Linked DNA regions of Homo sapiens: region 2 is linked to region 1. The links are chromatin loops, found by intact Hi-C in ENCODE. Cell type or tissue: ascending aorta. All regions are shown on one strand. Each heading gives the region's core, and the rest is flanking DNA. Links, peaks and the distances in the headings are about the cores only.

Region 1 (11,354 bases), core at 2,245-10,244:
TACTCGGGAGGCTGAGGCAGGAGAATTGCTTGAACCTGGGAGGCGGAAGTTGCAGTGAGCTGAGATCGCACCACTGCACTCCAGCCTGGGTGACAAAAGAAGACTCTGTCTCAAAAAAAAAAAAAAAAAAAAAGATAAGGTTAGCAGTGAATGACTGAACCACATGTGGAACGAGAGCTACACTTAATACTAAGTTCAAGGCCGAAACACACTTAACATTAAGTTAAAGACATGTGTACAGGTCTCCAAGCCAATCTTCCCCTCTCCCTTCCCCTTTGCGACTTCCAAGTGCCTGACTGAGTAGAAGAGTTGGAGGGTTATTTAAATTTAAGGAGCCCCATGTGGTTTGTGGGCACCCTACGTTTCCTTGCCAACCTTAGATAGTATTGCAGTCCACTACAAAGCCTTTTTTTTTTTTTTTCAGATGGAGTCTCGCTCTGTTGCCCAGGCTGGAGTGCAGTGGCACGATCTTGGTTCAGTGTAGCCTCTGCCTCCCGGGTTCAAGTGATTCTCCTGCCTCAGCCTCCTGAGTAGCTGGGAGTACAGGCGCACACCACCACACCTGGCTAATTTTTGTCAAACTCCTGACCTCGTGATCTGCCGGTCTTGGCCTCACACACTCCAAAGCCTTTTAAGCGACTTCCTATAACAGGAAGTCTCATCTTAGGAAAATCTAGTTGCAAATCCAACCAGATATTAAGAAAAAACAGGCTGCATGCTGCATGGAGTGAGATTCTGACATTATCTTCCAATTCTCTCTCAGTTGAGAAGACATGAAAACTCTCCGGTGGCTCACGCCTGTAATCCCAGCACTCTGGGAGGCCGAGGCAGGCGGATCACGAGGTCAGGAGATCGAGACCATCCTGGCCAACACGGTGAAACCCCGTCTCTACTAAAAATACAAAAAAGTAGCCGGGCGTAGTGGCGGGCACCTGTGGTCCCAGCTACTCGGGAAGGCTGAGGCGGGAGAATGGCATGAACCCCAGAGGCGGAGCTTGCAGTGAGCTGAGATCGCACCTCTGCACTCCAGCCTGGGCGACAGAGCGAGACTCCATCTCAAAAAACAAAAAAAAAGAAAGAAAGTCCCAGCTAACTGGAGACAGGAGAGTATTCTCTTCTCTCTGCCTCTTTCCCTTGCGTTATCTTCTTCCGTGACTTCTTTACAAGCTGTCTCACACTGTCCTTATTCCAAGCAGGCCCAAGCTGTGGGCTCCTTTCTTTTGTCAGGAATTTGTGATGTTTTGCAGAATCATCTCACCTCTTTTCTGACCTCTGGGCTCAAAATAAATGCCAAGTACAGACTTCTTAGCTAAAGGATTGCTAAGAAAACTGCTTCTGCCCAAAGCAGTCTGAGAAATGCCCTCTACTCATCACTTTTTCTGCAGGAGTGGCTTTTCTCTTGGTGTAAAACCCTCCCCTTGCTGGCTGGCTGGCTACCGCTCTGTGCTATGCCTTCATATGCCACAAGGGACATTTTCTTCTGATATCCTGATTGGAAGGTCCAAAACAGATTTTCAGCACTGCGTAGAAAGGTGGACATGGTGGGTTTTTTTGTTTGTTTGTTTGTTTTGTTTTGTTTTGTTTTGTTTTGTTTTAAGACAGAGTCTCACTCTGTAGCCCGGGCTGGAGTACAGTGGCATGATCTTGGCTCACCGCAACCTCCACCTCCCAAATTCAAGTGATTCTCCTGCCTCAGCCTCCCGAGTAGCTGGGATTACAGGCGCCCGCCACTATACCCACCTAATTTTTTGTATTTTTAGTAGAGACAGGGTTTCACCATGATGGCCAGGCTGGTCTCGAACTCCTGACCTCATGATTCACCCGCCTCGGCCTCCCAAAGTGCTGGGATTACAGGCATAAGCCACTGTGCCCTTTTACCCATCACTCCCCAGAAAATCTGCTCAGGAGATGAAAATACTGAACTGTGTCATGCCCTTACTCTGTGAACTCCCACAGATGCCCACACACACTTGCACACGCAAAGAGTCCCTGAGCTTCTGTGGTTGAGAATTCAAGAGAGTCAAACTGGCATCTGATGCAAAGCCTTTCTCTATATGTATCTGAGACAAATATCAGGTGTTAAAATAAGAGGTTTTTGTATGTCATATAAATTTGACAATGAATAAATAATGATTGAACGCAGAATCTCAAATTAATGGTTTGGGATGTGGACTCTGTATATTCTGACAATAATGGGTCAGATATCCTGCCCGAGGCTCTGTAAATGCAGTGGCGGTGTTGAGAATGCAATTCCTGGTTATTTTCTGTTTCATCTGCAAAGCATTTAAGTATTAAGGAGGTTCACACCGGCAATTCCACTTCCCTTTGGAAGAGAATTGCAAGCCAGTCTGGGTTGTGGGTTCCTTTCTTGTTTCAGGAATTCATGATGATTTGCAGAATCATCTGACACCTTTACTTTACCTCTGGGCTCAAAATAAACTCACCGTCCTTGCTCTTACAATCACCCCTCCCTCCCCAATACCATTCCTCTCTCCCTTTCTGCAGGTTCTTTTTCCTTCAGCATATTAACACGCTCCCATCTCTCTCATCTTAAAAAATATAAATAATGCCTCCCTTAATCTTAAGTAACTGTTAAGTTCAATTAACACTAACCAATCTAGACTCAGCCAAGGGGTAGCAGAAACCAGCTTCACGAATTCTCTCGTGATTCCTTTCAGCCACTCTCTGGAACCTCCCTGTCCAAGAGAATTTTCTGCAGGGTGGAAACGTTCTATGTCTACACTGGCCAGCAGGGTAGCCACTAGCCATGTATAACTTTCAAGCACTTGACATGCGGCTAATGAGACACAGCACCTGAGTCTTTCATTGTATTTGACTTCCACTAATTTAAATTTAAATAGCCCCATGTGGCTTGTGGCTACCATCTGGGTCCTTACCAACCTGGATGTCACTGCAGTCCCCTCCATGGCCTTACTTCTGTCACTTCTGGTAGCTGGAAGTCTTGTCTTAGGAATTAAAATGTCTTGGATGGGGCACGGTGGCTCATGCCTGTAATCTCAGCACTTTGGGAGGCAAAGGCAGGTGGATCACCTAAGGTCGGGAGTTCGAGACCAGCCTAGCCAATATGGTGAAATCCTTTACTAAAAATACAAAAATTAACCAGGCGTGGTGGCGGGCACCTGTAATCCCAGCTACTCGGGGGCTGAGGCAAGAGAATCGTTTGAACCCTGGAGGTGGAGGTTACAGTGAGCCAAGATCACACCACTGCACTCCAGCCTAGGCAACAAAGCAAGACTCCATCTCAAAAAAATAAAAATAAAAAATAAGGAATTAAAGTATCTTGTCTAATGGCCAGTCACATAATTGCAGTCAGGTCTGGGGTGATCACAACACTCTGCAATGTTACCCACTTAGAATCCCTCCTCTCTGCCCACCCAGGTAGTTTTCTGGAGTGAGTGGAGTGTATTTAGGTGGCAGTGAGGGGCATTTTCTTCTTATCTCCTATTCCACCTCCTTCTCTCTTTTCTGGCTTTGCTTCTCATCCTTCCAGGGTCGGCACAGTGCAGGAAGGAGAGGGCTGCCATCCCAGGTTCCCATGGACCACTGCAATGGTGACCCGGTCTCAGGCCCTTTAGATCAGGGGACACATCCCCCAGAAGACCCCCTGACACCTGGTGTAGGTTCCCAGGTTCAGAAATAAGAACATGCCTGTTGTAAAGGGCACCTAATGCCACCCCACAGCCTTTGGGTGCTGAAGACTGGAAGTGGAACCATGGTCAGAGCCAAGACCGGTAAGCACCAATGCATGGCTCAGCCCAGGGGTGATGGTGGACCATTGGTTGCCCAGATCCCTGAACTCAACTCATCTTGTGTCAGATAGGAGGAAGCGTCACCCCAAATCATCATGGCAACACCAACCTGACAGCCCAAACCTCATGAAGGAAACTCTGGACCAACTAGCAAGAGTGATCTGTGTGCCAGGCTGCCCCCCGGGCCTGGCCACAGGACCTCAGAGTCACAACATAGGTACAATTCTTTGAGCTACTCCAGGCATCTGGTCAACCCCATGTGTGAAATAGAGGGTCAAAAGCATCCTAAGGAGAAGAAACAGGGTCTGGAATCCATGTAAGACCCAGTCTGAACTTTGATGTCCCACCTGGATGGCACTGCTGGCCTTGGCCAGGCCCAACCACAGAAAAGAGGCTTAGAAAATGTCCAGTAAGACTCTTTCCACGGCTGGAATCACTGGAACCAGGTCTGGGCTCGAGGCACCTTGCTCAAAGGGCACAGCTAGCTCCAGACAGACCCTGGTACTGGAAAGACTTAGGAAATTTTGAGGCTCGCTGAAGCTTGAGGTCCTCTGAGACACAGGGCTCAGGACGGGGAGCTGGCTCACCTGGGTCTGAAGGCAGTGTTGCCCTCTGCCCTGGAGGAGAACTAAACAACAGGGTGCAGGGAACAGTGCGGGGAAGAGAGATGTTGGAGAAAAGTGAGAGGCCCATTCCATTCACAGGCTGCTACTATTGGGCTGGAAAGATGAATGAGAAGGAAAGACACAAAGGTTAATTGAGCACCTCAATAAAACTCCTGGCTGTGCCTTCTGTCATGACTGGGGTCCACTTGGTGGATCCCCTTCTGGCAGCTACTTTTGTGAGTTCCTTCAGAGACTTCCAATGGAGCTCTCCAAGGTTTCTCCCTTCGCTGATGGAGGCCACCCACTTCCCTGCCAGCCTCTTGTTTCTGCCCCTCTGCCCGTGCTCTGGTGGGGCTTTTGTGCTCTTTTCCCTGGGATCTCTTTGCCCAAGCAGGTGGTTGTCTTACCTCAAATCCTTTCAAGATAGTGCCAGCCCAGCTATCATCTCCAAGTCCACTTGGCCCGTAGGGAGCATGTACTTTGTCCTGCAGCTAATGGACAGGCAGCTTGCACCAACTGTACCCTTTGTGTCTCACTGCATTTCCATCCTCCTGAAAATCTGGGGGACACTGTTTCCCCACACTTTTCTGCTCTGTTCTTGAAGCACTTGGAGAAGCTCTCAGCCAGAGAGTCAGGTGGCAGTCTCCCCATGTAGCAATTACCCCACTCTCTGCAGGGGGTGATCTCAGGGACACTCACATGCCTTAAATGTAGAGGTGGGGATGAGAGAGGCTGCAAAAGTTGAAAAAAAGCCAGCCCAAGAGCACTGTATCCCAAGGTGGGTGATGGTCTTGTAATAACCATTTTCTTCTCGCCCACTGCACAGGTACAGCCAATTCACTGAGACAGCAGTGTTGCAGTGGAGAAAAGGTTTAATAAATGCAGAGCTAGCCAAGGGGAAGACAAGAGTTTATTACTCAAATCAGCTTCCCAAAACATTTGGAGACTAGGGAGTTTTTTAAGGATAATTTGGCAGGCAGAGTGTTAGGAAATTGGGAATGCTGATTGGTTGGGTCAGGGATGAAATCATAGGAGGTTGGAACTGTCTTCTTGTACTGAGTCATTGCCCGGGTGGGATCACATGACCAGTTGAGCCAGTTTCCTGGTATGTGCCACCAGTCCAGGTGGTGCCAGCTGATCTATCAGAATGAAGGGTCTGAAAAATACCTTAAACACCAATGTTAGGTTTTACAGTAGTGTTGTTATCTATAAGAGCAATTTGTGGAGATTATGGGTCTTGTGACCTCTGGTTCCATGACTCCTGAGCCATAATTCTAATCTTGTGGCTAATTTGTTAGTTTTACAAAGGCATTTTCAGTCCCCAAGCAAGGAAGGGGTTTGTTTCAGGAAAGGGTTGTTATCATCTTTGTTTTAAAATGAAACTGAAAACTAAATTCCTCCCATAGTTACCTTGGCATACACCCAGGAATAAGCAAGGGTAGCTGTGAGGTTAAAAGCAAGATGGAGTCAGTTAGATCAGATTTCTTTCACTGTCATAATTTTTGCAAAGGTAGTTTCAGTCTCAAAGCCTTGGAGCCTGTCTGGACCACCATTCACAGTTCCTGGAGAGGCAGCTCCAGCAGTTCTATTCAGAGGCATTGTTCAAGGTCTGAACTGACTCCCCTCCTCCCTCAGACTTTAAATAATTGTACACACTTATTGAGTACCTGCTAACCTAATGTCCCTTGCAGAATGCTTTGTAAAGATTGCCCCATTCAATGCTTCTTTTGGCCCTCGAGATAGATATTGCTGCAAACTCCTTTACAGATGACAATAGAATATTCCAAGGGGTTGCACAGCTAATAAAAGCCTGAGCCCAACAGTCTATGCCCTCAAACCACTGCACTCAGCTTCTTGGAGGAGGCTCCCTTTGCCCCCTAGGAGTCAAATAATTAATCGTACAGTAAATGGTTCAATACCCCCTCTTCCCCTCCTCTGCCCCATCGTCAACAGCCTCTTATTCACTGCTCAACTTTCCATGTCTACTAGCATGCTGCTTACATAGTAAATGATCAGTAAGTATTTATGGAATTTTGAATGGAGAATTGCTAAGGAAAATGGGAGAGAAGCTTGGCTTTGCCTTGAACCATCCCCCACACAGTTAAATGGGCCAATTATCTCAGTTATAAGAATTTATAGCCTAGAGTCAATTGGGCACAGTTCAAAAAAGAGGAAATTCAGAGAAATGAAATGTGAAGACTCCTGTCTTATAAATGGCGTCTGTAATTGGCTCCATCCTAAATTGCTGTGTGACTTCTTGGCAAGTCAGCTACCCTCTCTGTTCCTGAATTTCCTAATCTGTAAAATGCATGGGTTATTCTGATTATATCAAAAGACTCTCTCAGCCCTGAAAATGCTATGAATTCGTAATAGTGTGGTTCTAATACGAATCAGATTCATGGCTAGTCTGACATGTAGGCGAAATTGATAACAGCCTATGTGACCAATGAGGTCTCTCAACCATGCAATATGACCGCCCCTAAAAGATCTCTATCTATTCTCTTCCATTCCTCCACAATCTAGCCTAACTTAGCTCTGGGAGCTCACAGTTGAGGGCTCAGGACTCAACGCTGCTCTCTTGCTAGGAATCTGTGAGTTCCTAAGGTTGTCAGAGGAGGAGTGCCTGGCCAGGCAAGTGGAATGATGTGGCCAGAGCATTGGAGTGAACAAAGGGCCTTTCAAGGTGTCGTAGGGATGTGGCTCATAGGAAATGGGGCTTCATTCTCTTTCATCTTCCTGCTTCTTTCCCAGAAAGGTAGTGCCTTTCAGAGGCTCAGAAATGTGTTTCTTATAATAAAATCTGTCTAATAACATGCTACTTTCCTCAAAAATTATCATCATTAAAAGCAACAGCATTAATTCAACATGGTTTTTATAAACAGGGCTGAAAACAGGAAAGGTAATGTCAGATCAATCCCATCTATGCAGCCTGAAGATTTTGCCGTGTATTTTGCAAATTAGTGCAAAAGCAGAAGAGTTTAGACTGCGACTACACAGAGACCCATTGTCCTGGCTAAAACCCAGGGGCTTGAGTCAGGAGCAGTGGCTCACGCCTGTAATCCCAGAACTTTGGGAGGCTGTGGTGGGCAGATTGCTTGAGCTCAAGAGTTCGAGCCCAGCCTGGGCAACATTGAGAAACCCTCTCTTTACAAAAAATATAAAAAGTTAGCCGGGTGTGGTGGCACGCACCTGTAGCTCCAGCTACTCAAGAGGGTGAGACAGAAGGATCACTTGAGACTTGAGCCCAGGAGGTCAAGGCTACAGTGAGCTGTGATCGCATCACTGCACTCTAGCCTGAGCAATAGAGTGAGACCCTGTCTAAAAAAAAAAAAAAAACCAACCCAGGGGCTTCAGCTAATTTGAGATGAGCTACTGCCTGCCGGGTGTATCACATGCCTTCCCCATTTATCTCCACCAAGGCATTCAGCTCCCGTTTCAGAGTGCAACAGGCTTCCTGCACTGCTGCAAGAAAATAACCACAACCTTCTCCCACTGCCCATGGCCTGATGGCAATGAACGCTTCCTTCGGCTTTACCCATTGTCACCTTGGCTTTGTTCAAAACATCAAATCATTGTGTCTTACTTATTCCAAGCCTTGTATTAATAATAAGGAATGATGACTCAGCATAAATGAAGCACTCCTTTCTTCCCTTAGGTCCGCGACAACCTTGGGTCTGGAATCGCAATGGTCAGCCACGTTGTCCCCAGAGTTTAGAGATAGATATGCTCACAAAAATTGCAGCCGTACTCAATAAGAGTGAGTAAAACAACTTCTGCATAGTCTTGCGGGAACATAGGAGAGTTAGCAGCTGATCCTGCACCGGGGAGAATAGAGAAGTCTCCCTAGAGGAGGAGACATCTGGGCAGTGTCCTGATGTGCACAGGGTGGGAAAGGTTATTCTGGGAGAAGGACACAGCTTAGAGAGAAGCACAGAGGCATCACAGCAGGTGGTTCATCAGAACAGACACAAGTGGTTCCTGTGTGGCTAGATTATGGAGGGATGGAAGAGAACGGATAGAGATCTTTAAGGGGGTGGGCATATTATGTAGTTGAGGGATCTCACTGGTCACGTGAAAAGTTATCAATACTGCCTGCATGTCATGCTAGATATAAATCTGATTCCTATTAGAACTACACTATTATGAATTTATAGCATTCTTAGGGCTGAGATAGTTTTTTTGATAGAAACAGAACAACTCTCGCATTTTACAAATTAGGAAATTTAGGAATAGAGAGGGTAAGCGACTTGCCAAGAGGTCAGACAGCAATTTAGGATGGAGCCAGTGATCTTGAGTTGGTGGCTTATTAACTCAGAGTTCACAGAGCAGAAACACATGTAGGTCAGTTCCTTCATTATAAGATGGTTGGGCATAAAAGTTATGCTCCCAAATATAAACTAAACTGTGGTATCTCTGAGTGGCATCATTATGACCGGTTTTTATCATATTTTTATACTTTTCTGTATTTGCCAAAAAGTCATACAATGAGTATGCATTACTTCTATAACCAAAAAGTACATGATTGTAAGAGAAGAAAATAAGTCTCGTTAGTACTTTAGCCAGTAAGAGCAGTGTGAACCAGGGGAGAAGAGAAAACACGTTTAGTGATCAGGCTTCCATGAGGCAGGATCACAGTTAGGGAACAAGGAGGGAAGTGTGCTAAGAAGGAAATCATGGCTTCTTCCAAATTTGCCTGATACTATCCAGCCATGCGTCTTTTACGTAGGTGTGAGCACCCTGGAGGTACATATTTGCAGTCTGCTTTTTTCACTTACCGTAAACATTTCCTCTGGAGTGTCATGGATTCTCCAAGGCAACCTTTCAAAGGGTTCCTTGCTACCTGTGAGCAGGCGATCCATGCCTTCCTTAAATATTCTTCCATATTGGACTTGTCACCTGCTTCAAATGTAGCAAAAATAAGGCTTCCATGAACCTCTTTATAGGTCAACGTAATTCTTTGGCATCAGGTAGTAGAAGTGAGAATTTGTACTGAGGATAAATAGAATCAACCCCAAAGGAGGTAGAGAATGGACGTTTTTAACACTCTTCATACCTGTCACCAAATTGCTTTTGTGCACAGAGTGTTTCCCTGGGGAATGTGGTTTGAACTGTTGCTCTTTTTCATGGCAGCTGGCCTGGATTTCAATTCTAGCTCTGTCATCCTGGACAGAGTCCCCTTTCTTCTATGTCCCTAAATTTCCAAGAAGAGGGGGGTGGTTTTGCAGTTACAATGTTTGTTTCTACGCTCTTTGACTAATAAAGCTGGGATCAAAAGAGTCCATGCTATTATTTTGAGCGATTACACTTGAAAACAGGATTTATTTTCAGCCTCCCTTATCTGGTTTCCTTTTTTCAAGGTGAAACCAGGCAGGAGACGAATCTATACAGCTTGTCTCCCTCACATCCACACACAAATATCATTTTCTGCCAGATTTCAAATGCAATAGTTACAGAGTGGTGCCTATTACTCAAGTCAATGTGATGTCCTCACCCAGACGTCTGGTCACCATTATATACAATTTATGAATCCAACCCAGAAACAAGGCAAAGGGAAAATGAACATGGACTTGAAGTGTCTGTGGTCATGAAATCGCTTTTCAGTTTGATGTCTCTACGAGTTCACGCTCATTTTCATTTCTCTATTTCTTCCCAAATTTGTTACCCCGGTGACTGACGCTCCAATTACAATTTCCTTCCCCGGCTTGCTCTCATGCTATCCAATAAATGTCATGGCCTTTCGCTGCACCGTGCATTTATTTTCCAATTACTGTGGGTAAACAGGGATGTGCAAGCAATTGAATTGAAGCTTTTAACTCATTTGATTTGGTCCCAAGCAAAATTTCAGAGATTGAGACATAAACATCAAAGCTATTCTCTACAGAAATGACAAGGGTTGGGAGAAACTGCCTGAATAATCCCCCTTTTGCAAAGAGCGAAAAGATGTCTGCTGGGACATCTTTACCCCAAAGTGACTTCATGTTCCAAAAAGACATGATGTTTCCAGGTCTGTCCGAGTAACGCTCTCATCTGTTTCAATTCTGAGCCAGCGCCCATCAGCCTCTTTCAATCTCCATTAGCAGGTTGGAAATTTATTCAGAAAGCCGACAGGTACTATTTGGGGTATGAGTGACCACTGATTTATGAATATTGAGTAGCATTTCAATAATCTGAGGCAGAGTAATCACTTGTGGCTGCAGCCAGCTCTCCTTGCCATTACAGCCTACAGCAATCACTCAAAGCCAGTTAAATGATTCTGATTTAGGACCTTAACCTTCAGGGTCCACTCCATTTGCTCTCTCGGTGTGTAAATTCTAAAAATGCAATTCCCTCCACCTCCAGAGAGCCAATTTAAGTCAACATTATGCATGAACCGAGAATGCGGGAATTCTCAGATCTCTTATTTCACTCATTAAATTTACACTGAACATCTTGCAATTAAAATTTCATATAGATTTCTTCTTATGATTGACATTTGGCCTTGATGAAATGGGTTCAAAATTTGGACTCTCAGAAGACATAGAAGGAGTGCGATGTGGGTCTGGGCATTGTTTGGAGAAAGATGATGATCAGGCACTAATACTTTGATTAGCATTTTGAACAGACTCGTTGGTGAAGGGTTGGCTCTACCCCACAATGAAAGACATTGGGGATCCAAGCCAGGAATGAGAAGCAAACCCAATCTGCTTTGAAAACTCTGCTCATTTAGTTTGTCAATAATAAAAGAAGAAACTCGTGGACTGTGAGAGCAAGAAGAAGCCTTGCAGATCTCATAGATCAAAGCCTCTGTGTTTCAGCCATAGAATCAAGCATCTAGAAGGAAAAGGACTTTCCCAGCACAGCAGAGATGTGGCTACTCACCAATCTCTTCTTCCTTCCTTACACTTCTGCCTTGCAGTTTGGCCATGTGACCAAATTCTGGTTAATGGAGTATTAAAGAAAGTAATGACTGTCATATCCAGGCTAGTTCATCAAACCTTTC
Region 2 (11,354 bases), core at 1,292-9,291, 61 kb before region 1:
CCACATTTGGCACAGGAGCAGAAACTGAACCCCTTAGCAGAAGCCAGGCACCAGTAAATGTCTTTTCTGTCCTTGAAATGGAATTAGAAGAACTTTATCACTGACTCAAACCCATAGCCTTTAAGAAATAGAACCCCTCAACCTCTCAATTGGCCCTGCCTGAGACTATGAGATCAGAATTCTTAACCTGACTGCCTACAAGGTGCAAAAACAATGAGCCTAGATATAAATGTAAAACTTTGGCCCTGAGATTTTCTCTGTAGCCCCAATAGAGGCAATTATGAAAATTCTCATGGAAGAGTCTCTGAAAGCCAGAATATGTGCCACAGGTGTAAAAAATGGTTCATGCTGAAGATACAGTCCAGACAGCATTTGAAAACATCAAATGCTATAGGACATCATCAGCAAACAATAAATGGCCATACCCAAGAAACCATAAATAATAAATCAATATGAGTGGAACTTTAAAATAAGTTTACTTGAAATATACATATATGGAGAAAGAAATAAAGTCTATCAGGCATGAAAAAGATATAATGAAAACAAAAAAGGTAGATTCGAAAAAAGAACTACTGGAAATTATAGAAGTAAAAAAAAAAATACAGTGATTTGAGAAAAATATACAATGGAGAATTTAAACAGACAACTAGAGCTAGCCAAAGAGAGAATTGGTGAACTGAAGTACACAGCTGGGCAATCTCCCAAAATAAGGCACATATATATATACATATATACACACATACAAGCTGTTTTGACCTTAGCTATGCAATTTGAATTTTGTAAAAACCATATACATTACACAGCATATATGCATACACACACAAATAGAAAATAAAAATGGAAAAAAAGAACTATGAGCTCCAAGATGCATAAAAGGAGAATTCTAAAAGGAGTGGGGAGAGAGAATAAGTGTAGCAATTGGAAGGTGTTAGGCTACAAGTAATAGAAATTCCAACCAACAGTGACTTACAGAAGAGGATTATTTCTGACCCACAGCAAGAATTCTTGGGGAACAGGCTGTACAGAGCTAGAGCAGCAGCTCACCCCAAGCCAAAAATAAACAAACAAATAAATAAGCAAATAAATTCTAGGTGGATTAAAGATATAAACATGAGAGATAAACCTGAAAGTCATTACAAGAAAATATTGGAAAATAATTCTATGACCTACAGTAGAGATTTCTATATATTTTTTAAACAGAAAAAAAACATAGCTTAAATAGATCAAAAATTAATTTTTTTGAATCCTACTTCAGGCAAAATTAAAAGCAACAGATTTGGGGTAAATGTTCACAGTCCACGTAACCTACAAAAATTAGTATCCAGAGTTTCTGTAGATTATAAAGGTAAAGATAAACAAAGCAAATACAAATAGGAACAAAAGATAGGAAAATGCAATCCAGAAAGGAGGGATGACCCTGAGTGGGTAATAAACAAATGAAGCAGTATTCATCCTCGTGTCACTGGTGGTCAGGGAAGCGCAAATTAAAACTGAGATAAAATCGCACAATATCAAATGTTGATGAGAATGTGATGAAACGTGAAGTGGAAACTTTAAGCCTCGCTAGAGCAGAGGGGCTGTAATATAATACATCCCCTTGGGAGAGCAATCTGGCAAAGTCTGCTAAAACTGAAACTTTAATAATTACTTGTATGCTTATGCTAAAGAGATTTTCTCATGAGCACTCAAAGGTTATATATTTATAAGAAATTTTTAGCAGCCTTGTTAATAGTAGCAATAAATTAGAAAGAATAATTTTTATCAAAAATAAAAATTGAAATAAATTTCAGTATATCCAAACATAAAATTGTTAATTGTTAAATTAATTAAATTGAGGTGCATCAAGTGGATAGCTACCATAAACCAAACCAAGAATGAAAAAGAGTTGCAGGGCCGAGCACAGTCACTCATGCCTGTAAATCCCAGCACTTTGGGAGGCCGAGGTGGCAGGATCACTTGAGCCCAGGAGTTTGAGACCAGCCTGGTCAACATGGAGAAGCCTCATCTCTACTAAAAATATAAAAATTAGCCGGGCGTGGTGGCACATGCCTGTAATCCCAGCACTTTGGAACTTTGGAAGGTTGAGGCAGGCAGATCACTTGAGGTCAGGAGTTTGAGACCAGCCTGGCCAACATGGTGAATCCTGTCTCTACTAAAAATACAAAAATTATACAGGCATTGTGGCACATGCCTGTAATTCCAGTTACTCGGGAGGCTGAATCAGTGGAATAGCTTGAACCTAGGAGGCGGAGGTTGCAATGAGTCGAGATTGTACCACTACACTCCAGCCTGGGCAACAGAGTAAGACTCCCAAAAACAAACAAGCAAATATATATATATATATATATATATATATACACACACACATACATATATATGTGTGTATATATATGTGTGTATATATACATATATGTGTGTATATATACATATGTGTGGGTATACATATGTATGTGTGTATATATATACATATATATGTGTGTGTGTATATATACATATATATGTGTGTGTATATATATACATATATGTGTGTGTGTATATATATATACATATATATATGTGTGTATATATATATGAGATAATGTTTACTCCTGGAGAAAAAGGGTAATGATATTAAGAAGGTATAAATATGGAACTTCAAATTTACCTTTCATTTCATTTTTTAAAATATCTAAAACCATTATGCTAAGACCTCTAGTTGTTCATTGTGGGTGCTAGGGGCATTATAATTTGTTAAATTATTCTCTATGTTTTCTCAATTTTCAATCTTTCTAGATCTTTAAAAATAGTGGGAAAGTTTTGAAAACACATTTGCCTATTTTTTTACTTTTTGTAGAGATGGGGATCTTGCTAAGTTGCCCAGGCTAGTCTCAAACTCCTGGGATCAAGCAATCTGCTTGTCTCAAACTCCTGGGATCAAGCAATCTGCTTACCTTGGCATCCCAAAATGCCAGGATTACAGGCCTGAGCCACTGCACCTGACAGGCTATTTTTTTAATGTACTTTTTAAAAGATTTTGCTTTTGAAGGTTCACAAACAAAGAATTAAGTACAAAGATGCCAAAGAAGCGAAGTCCTCCTGTAACTATCAAATATCTGTTCCGTCAGTCATTATATCAAAATAAATCATGTGGTTCAATCTTTCTTGTTGGGAATTCAGAACGTTGCCTGAGAAATCTCTCCCCACCCCGCAAAAAAGTGATTTATTTTATTAAGTAAAAACTGAGCACATGAGAGAAGACAGAATGCGACTAGGGAAAGGAGAAGTTGCAACATACTGACATGTCATCTCAATTTTACGAGATTCTCAAGGTTTGGAAATGACTTAGAGACCTCAATATTAGTGATTTGCAGGGATAGACAAACTGCAGATAAATCTTCCTGTGTATCGACTTAAAAAAAAACAAAACAAAACAACAACAAAAAAACCACTAGATTTTCTATTTGGTTCCAACGTTGACAGGTTCTTTCCTCTGTAGACCTATGTGAATTGATGACATCAGCTCAGCCCCAGATCAGTGTCTTCTTGGGTTGTTTGGGACAGTTTTCTCTTCCACTGTCCCCTTCAGTGTGCATTGCATGTGACTGGCTGGTGAGAAGTCCGGGATATGCTTCACTCTGAACAGGTGAGCTCTTGGTGAGCTCACTCTACTCCTGTTTTTGTGCTAGAAAGGGGTTTCCAATAAATTATTGAGGCTAAAGCATCTTTCCTTTCTGAAAGGGCTGCATGTTGGAACCAGTCCCATATCCATAATCATAGATAGCCTTATGCAAGCGGCATGAGAGTCAACATCTAATTGGTGCCTTGACCAGGCCTGGGGCAAAATCCTGTTTAAATACAATCAATATTTACAAAGTAAGACGACAAGGTTTGCACAGAGCAGAACTAGGCAAGATATAGATTTCCACTTACAAGTCAGCATGCAGCTAATAATTCACCCCAGATCGACCTGTTCAGAGTGAAGCATATCCCGGACTTCTCACCAGCCAGTCACATGCAATGCACACTGAAGGGGACAGTGGAAGAGAAAACTGTCCCAAACAACCCAAGAAGACACTGATCTGGGGCTGAGCTGATGTCATCAATTCACATAGGTCTACAGAGGAAAGAACCTGTCAACGTTGGAACCAAATAGAAAATCTAGTGGTTTTTTTGTTGTTGTTTTGTTTTGTTTTTTTTTAAGTCGATACACAGGAAGATTTATCTGCAGTTTGTCTATCCCTGCAAATCACTAATATTGAGGTCTCTAAGTCATTTCCAAACCTTGAGAATCTCGTAAAATTGAGATGACATGTCAGAAGCCCTGTGCCATCTGTGTCGTGGCCTAAGATTTAGGAGATCTGAATTTCAGTCCCAGCTGTGATACTAATAAGGGAATATTCCCTCAGCTGAGACCTCTGGGACTCAGTCTTCCCATGAGTGGAATGGGATAATAATACGCACTCAGATTTCACTACTGTGGTTTCAGGACCATTTATTCAATATATTAATATTAAAGGGCTTTTAAATAATCTGAAGCAAATACAGTGCAACAAGTATTTTTTTAAAAAACTAAAAATACCAATGAAACACGTTCTTCTTGCTTTAAAAGTCTGGAGGGTTGAAGCAAAAACATAGACAAAAAATGTTTTCTCAAAAAATAATGCTTTTAAGTATAAGCCACCTGACTAGCCAAGTCACAGATCTATGATCAAATGCTTTTCTCAAACAAGAAATTGGTGTGACTTGGGAAGTGAGGTTTGCACAAAATCAAATGGCATCTTCTTAAACCTGGTTTTTGACAAGAGGTGATCATTACTGGATAACTTTTAAAAAGTCCAAGCTGTTACAACTAAGAACAAAACTGAAACACTCACAACCATTTTTAACTCACTATAGAAAAATTTAATTGCTTAAATATGTAACTGGTTGAACTGTTATAAAGATGCTTCATAAATACTGGCCAAATTAATGAATTTTACCATTCAGGAATGCACACGGATGTAGATAATGAACTCAAAATGGTCAGGGATGTCAGAAGCTTCAATGAAACACTAGGATACTTTTTTTTTCTACCTGACTATGGTCCTTACCAAATCTAATGCAGTGATTATTTCCTGAATATTAATTTATACTTGAGATTAGAAGGCACTACACAAAATACACACTCAAAACAGGACCATGTTAAATCAATTTTGCCCCCATCTCCAGCCTCCTCTAACTTCATGTTTGTATTTAGTCAACAAGATTAGAGACTTCATCTCTATAGCTTGCCCCCAAAAAGATATATCCATATCTTATTCCCTAGAACCTGTGAATATTACCTCATATGGCAAAAGAGTGGATATTATCTCCTGTGGCAAAAGATGTAATGAAGGATCTCAAGAGAAGTTATCCTGGATTATCGAGTGGGATAATCAACTTTGCATGTAACTTTGCATGTAACAAACTTTGCATGTTCTCATTCCTTTGTAGGAGCTAAAAATTAAAATAATCAAACTACCAGGGATAGTAGAATGATGGTTACCTGAGACTGAGAAGGGTAGTTATGGAGTTAGGAAGGGTGTGGGGATGGTTAATGGGTACAACAATATAGCTAGATAGAATAAATGAGATCTAGTTTGTGATAACACAACAGAGTGACTACAGTCAACAGTAATTTAATTGTACATTTTGGAATAACTAAAAGGGTATGATTGGATTGTTTGTAATACAAAGGATAAATGCTTGAAGCGATGCATACCTTACTTACTCTGATGTGATTATTTGACATTGCATGCATTTACACTGATGTGATTACTTCACATTGTAAAATATCTCATGTACCCTATAAATATAGACACCTACAATGTAACCACAAAAAAAAAAGATTAAAGGAAAGAGGCAAAGGGAATCAGTTTTGAGAGAGACACATAACAGGAGGCCATGTTACTGCAGAGGCAGGGATTGGAGTGATGTGGCCACAAGTCAAGGAACACCTGGAGCAACCAGAATCTGAGAGAGACAAGAAAGGATTCTCTCCTAGAGCCTTTGGAGGAGTGCAGTCCTGCTGACACCTTGATATCAGACTTCTAACCTCCAGAACCATGAGAGAAGAAACTCCTGGTGTTTGATAGAGCAGGAGGACTGTCATCTCGGACAAACACTGCCACTTTAAGTTCCAGCTCCCTTTCTAGCCTCATGCATTTCAAGGAAATCACTTCTTTTCTAACTATAAGCAACCAGAAAGAGCAGACAGTAAAACACAGATCAGACAGCTCGGGCACAGAGGGAGGTGGGGGGAAAGTCTCTTGGGTAACTACCAAACTTCACCCTCATACAATGGGCCCCAGTAAAACAGTGGGCCTTAATAAGCGCATTCCTTTCCCTTCAAGTCCACTAAGATAGAAAAGCAAAAAGCAGACTGGAGTGATATGCCTGAAGCTGCAGAAAGATGTATGGGAACAGGCACACAACTCTCCCTCCCATATAAGCACAACAAAGAGACACAGAAGCAGTCTAAGCCTCTGATAAACTTTTCCACCCTAAATCCTTAAAAACTCTTAGTCTGTAAGAGAGTGTGCCTCTGAACTAACATGGCCAGATGCCCCTCTCAGGATTGTTTTCTCTAAAATAAGCCTGTCTTAACCATCAAGCCACCTTTTGTGTTTCTTTCCTCTTTCTTACAGTGTTTAAGTTCCTCGTTTGTGGTGATGTATCACAGCAGCCACAGGAAATTACTACACTCTCCTTTTACTAACCTGCTTTTCCCCCACCCATGTCCAGTAGCTTGGCTGCAAAGTCCTGTCTTGTCTGCAGGTCAGGGACAGTTGTCCCTGCACACACAATCTGTGGGCAGGTTATAGCATGCTGTTTTGACTTGTTGACGTAGCAAATTCTTGCATCCACCTTAACACATCTTGTCCCCGAGCATCTTCAGATGCACACATCTGTTGCCTCCAGGTGCTTTCAAGCCAAAAAGACAAGTAAAGCTAAAACTCTGAATGGGTGGTGCCTATGTGTCAGGTCTCTACTGCTGTAGCAGGAACTCCAGGTACCAGGACTCCTATCATTTGGAGTTCTGTGGGAGGAAATAATGGCTCTGCTGGGGTGACAGTGTTGTCTGTCTGTCTATCATCTCAGTCCTTTCTTTCTTGAGTGGAATGTAAAGCTCAGGACTCCCACAAGACTAAAACACAAATGCTCCAAGCAGAACAGCTTGGTAAGAGCATTCCCTGAGAATGGATGTCTGCAAGGAAAAGATGCTTGTCCATAGACCCCCACATGACAGTGACTTTAATCAAATGCTAGCCATGGCTACAAAACAGCTTACTGAATCCCAAACTGAAGTCTATTTTAGGTATCTGGCAAACAGGGTGGAAGGCCCAGCCTACTGCCTTCAGATGACACAGATCTGTTCTCTCAACACGCAATGAGCACTTATGGGTGGCAGCCATCTTGAGCATGTGCAAGTAGCAGCCATCTTGAGCATGCATGGGGGCAGCCATCTTGTGAGGAACAAACCAGAGTTTGTTGATTTCACAGAGTCAGAACTTGATGTATAAAGTATTGTATACTGGGATTTGCTTATTTATATAAGACATCTTAAAAGAGTGTAAAAATAATGCCAAATGGAAAAAAGGAATAAATATAAACAAGGGATACAGTGAATATAAGGTTGAAAACATCAAAATGGTTCACGACATTTACTACCATGAGCCAACTGTCATAAATATTGTGAAAGAAGACACCTTAGCAGTTAACAATGTCCATAAAATGAAAAAAAAATTACTGGAGAAAAGGATATGTTTATTTATACTACAGTGAGGGGGACAGTATGTTATGTAATGAAATAGCAACAGCTTCTCTCTAGTGGACACTCTTAAGATCTATGGGGTACTTTATTCTCCTGACAATGGGCAGAGTTCCTTGGAGTCTCACTAAGGGTAAATTCAGTTCATGGGGGCAACACAGGGACAATATTGTGAGGGGGAAGTCAAAGTAGGAAGAGAAGTTTCTGACCGCCCAGTACAGTGTTCTTCCCAAGCTGCTATTAAGGCTAGGATGAGGTGAAGCAAGACAAGGGAAATATTTCTTTAAGGACAATGACTTTCTCACAATGACCAGCCAAAGTCTGAGGATGAGGGAGGTGGAGGGTGGTTAAAAATTCACCCCAGACAGATCACCTGAGATCAGGAATTCAAGACCAGCCTGGCCAACATGGCGAAACCCCGTCTCTACTAAAAATACAAAACTTAGCCGGGCTTGGTGGCACATGCCTGTAATCCCAGCTACTTGGGAGGCTGAGGCAGGAGAATCACTTGAACCCAAAAAGCAGAGGTTGCAGTGAGCCACGATCGTGCCACTGCACTCCAGTCTGGGCAACAGAGTGAGACTCCATCTCAAAAAAAAAAAAAAAAAAAAATTCAGCCTAGATATCAAAGCTATGAAAGTCAAGGAAAGGCTGAGGAAGAAACATTCCAAACTAAAGGTGACTAAAGAGACCTCATATTTCAATGCAACGCAGGATTCTGGCTGGCAAAAAACATGATTGAGACAATCAGCAAAGCTGAGCGTGTTCAGAGGATTAGATGATAGACATGCATCAATGTTAACTTTCTGATTGTGACGGTTGTGTTGTGATTCTGTAGGAGAATGTACTTGTTTGTAGGAATGACACACAAAAATATTCAGGAATAACAGAGCAGCCGGTAGATAATTTATTCTCCATTGTTTCAGAACAAAAAAAAAAGTCATTTTAGTTGAACCTTCAACATATAAGTTTGATTGTTTCAAAATTTAAAAATAAATTTTAAAAATTCAGCTTATAAAACTTTCTTGGTATGAATAAACTCAAGCTTGTACAGACATGACCAAGAGAAAATACCATTTGACAGTTAGTGCAGGTGATGGAGGAGAAGGATGGGGAACATTGAAGGTGAAATTCTGCTCACAGAAGCTGGTTTTAATCATCTAAAGGAGGATGAAGGCAGGAAGCCAGTGCTATTTTCCATTTTGATAACAAATCTTGGGCTTAGCAAATTTAAAGTGGATCAGTGACTGCAAAGTAAGGAGCATTTTACCCCCAGACCTCAGGGATTTAGGCAAGGTTAAAAACAGACATTCCAACAAAAGGCTACCCAAATTATTCCAATGTCCAGCATTATATATACAATTCTGAAACTGTCCACACTGTCATTATGGCCTGCCTATCACCACAGCCTGTTCTTCCTTGGGCAGTGAGGCAGAAGAGGCAATTCATTTGTAGAGGCAGATTTTTACATTGTCTCTAAAATATAAAAGAAGGATCCCAGCTTGAGCCTCAGCATCTAGACATCCAATGTGTAGAAGATTAGTGGATTGACCTTCTAATGGTCAATTGAATAAAGAAGCCACCTGAGAAAGAACTGCAAAATCTGATTCCAGGGCAATGATCAACTCAGAAGAGGAAATATTCTGAGCAGAGACAGCTGCCTGTCATGATGATGGGCCCTTGGCCCACCTCTCCACAGGAACCTCTTGCCTCTGTCCTAAGAAGGGGATATTGCAGTCAAAAGGCCAATAAACACTGGCCAGCCTGGCTTTGTTTGGCACAGGAAAGACCACTTGTGCCTGACCAGGTCACAGTCTCCACCTACTTGCCGTCACATATCTAACAAAGCCGTTCCGCCTTTCCCCAGATTAATATGTGAGGTATGCATAATGCTAGGTATTTTCTGATTATAGCTGCTGGCCGTAGAGAAGGACATAAATATGCAGCTGTTAAGCTGAGGGTCTTGTGATCCAACAACTTTCAAGGAGAAGAGGGACAGCCTTCCCACAACAGGCATATCTGAGTTCAAAGTCAGTATCTCAATGGAAGGCTAATGTATCCTCTCTTTCCTGGTCATGTTGCATTCCCTGACATAGGATATGGGTTTTCAGAGTGTGGCAAGGAGCTGAAAGTGGGGAGCAGCTGCCTGCAGAAGGCAGAGCTGTCTTCTTTCTTTCATGACCTCTGTTGAGAATGCAGCCTTCCTCAGGCCCTGCCTTTCATGATGTTTGGCCTAGTTTTCTAGATTAGCCAAATCTACTAGTATCTGTGAGCCAGAATTGTCTGGGTCTTCTGTGAAGTTCATGTAGGATGACAATGAGCCATGAATGCCTGCAAACAGATCCTAGCATGGGTGTCTAAATATCAGGCCCTCAACTTTGGCCTTGGAAGTCCTCCTGCAGATGTCAGCGGCCATTTGTTTTCAATGACCACAAGTTGGGTCACTTAAAATAACACCCTGCTGGCCTCCAGTTCTGGTGGTCAGAAGTCAAAAATCTATGTCACTTGACCAAAATCAAGGTGTTGGCAGAGACACACTCCCTCTAAAGGTTCTAAGAAAGAATTCATTTCTCACCTTTTCCAACTTCTGGTGGCTGCTGGCATTCCTTGACTTATGCCCACATCACTCCAATCTTTAAGAACAGCATCTTCAAATCTCTGTCTCTGCTCCATCTTCTATAGCCTTCTCCTCTGCATGTGTTAAATTTCCCTCTCCCTCCCTCATAAGGATACATGTGGCCAGGTGCGGTGGCTCACATCTGTAATCCCAGCACTTTGGGAGGCTGAGGTGGGTGGATCACCTGAGGTCAGGAGTTCAAGACCAGCCTTGTCATCATGGCGAAACACTGTCTCTACTAAAAATACAAAAGTTAGCCAGGCGTGATTGTGCAAGCCTGTAATCCTACCTACTCAGGAGGCTGAGGCACAAGAATCACTTGAACCCAGGAGGTGGCAGTTGCAGTAAGCCGAGATCATGCCACTGCGCTCCAGCCTGGTTGACAGAGCGAGACTCTGTCTCAAAAAAAAAAAAGATATGTGTGATTGCATATAGGGTCCACCTACATAATCGTCTCCCCATTTCAAAATCCTTAACTTGATTGCATCTGCAAAGACTCTTTCTCTGAATAAGGTAAACTTTAAGTTTACAGGTTCCAGAGATTGAGACCTGGTAACAGCATTCCCTGAGAATGGATGTCTGCAAGGAAAAGATCACTTGGGGGATCATTGTTCAGCTGACTACAATGGGTAACAGTAAGCATTTATACCCTAAACTTTGATGTGGACACACTCACCACTAGACAGCAGCCAGAGAGAAGCCTTTGGCCAGCATCAGCCTTAGATGTGGCAAATTAGACATGAATAAGTCCTAGAGATGTGTGCACAGCCCACTGAAGCAGGAAGAAGGAAACTAGCAGGTAGCTTGTGTTACTCATAGACCAAAGACAACCTCTGCATTTTTATGCTTCTACTCAGGAGCAACTTAAGAGTGGCTGTAAATTTCCTGCATGGGGGTGGGTGATGACAGAGAATGATTGTTTGGGAATTCTTGTCAGCATCACCATCTTTGTAACACCTAGAAAGGACT

Evidence for each region. A loop is a pair of places that touch in the nucleus more often than their neighbours do. Peaks named below come from ENCODE experiments on the same cell type or tissue, not always from the same donor. Only the 100,000 strongest peaks of a DNase experiment are listed, where the experiment ranks them.
Region 2: it touches region 1 in a loop (4-fold over the local background); 2 of 110 quality-filtered maps call a loop at or near these places.

The regions. Positions count from the first base shown.
Region 1 is chr7:67,599,089-67,610,442 of GRCh38, reverse strand. It overlaps LOC105375340 (a long non-coding RNA gene), which reads left to right and starts at 6,330. Exons shown (of 3, transcript XR_001745238.2): 1 at 6,330-6,390; 2 at 8,031-8,132. In ascending aorta, for the core only: no CTCF peak of the experiment used is centred there; no DNase peak of the experiment used is centred there.
Region 2 is chr7:67,659,082-67,670,435 of GRCh38, reverse strand. No RefSeq gene overlaps it. Among named protein-coding and RNA genes, the nearest start is that of LINC01372, 330 kb to the right of the region's middle. In ascending aorta, for the core only: no CTCF peak of the experiment used is centred there; no DNase peak of the experiment used is centred there.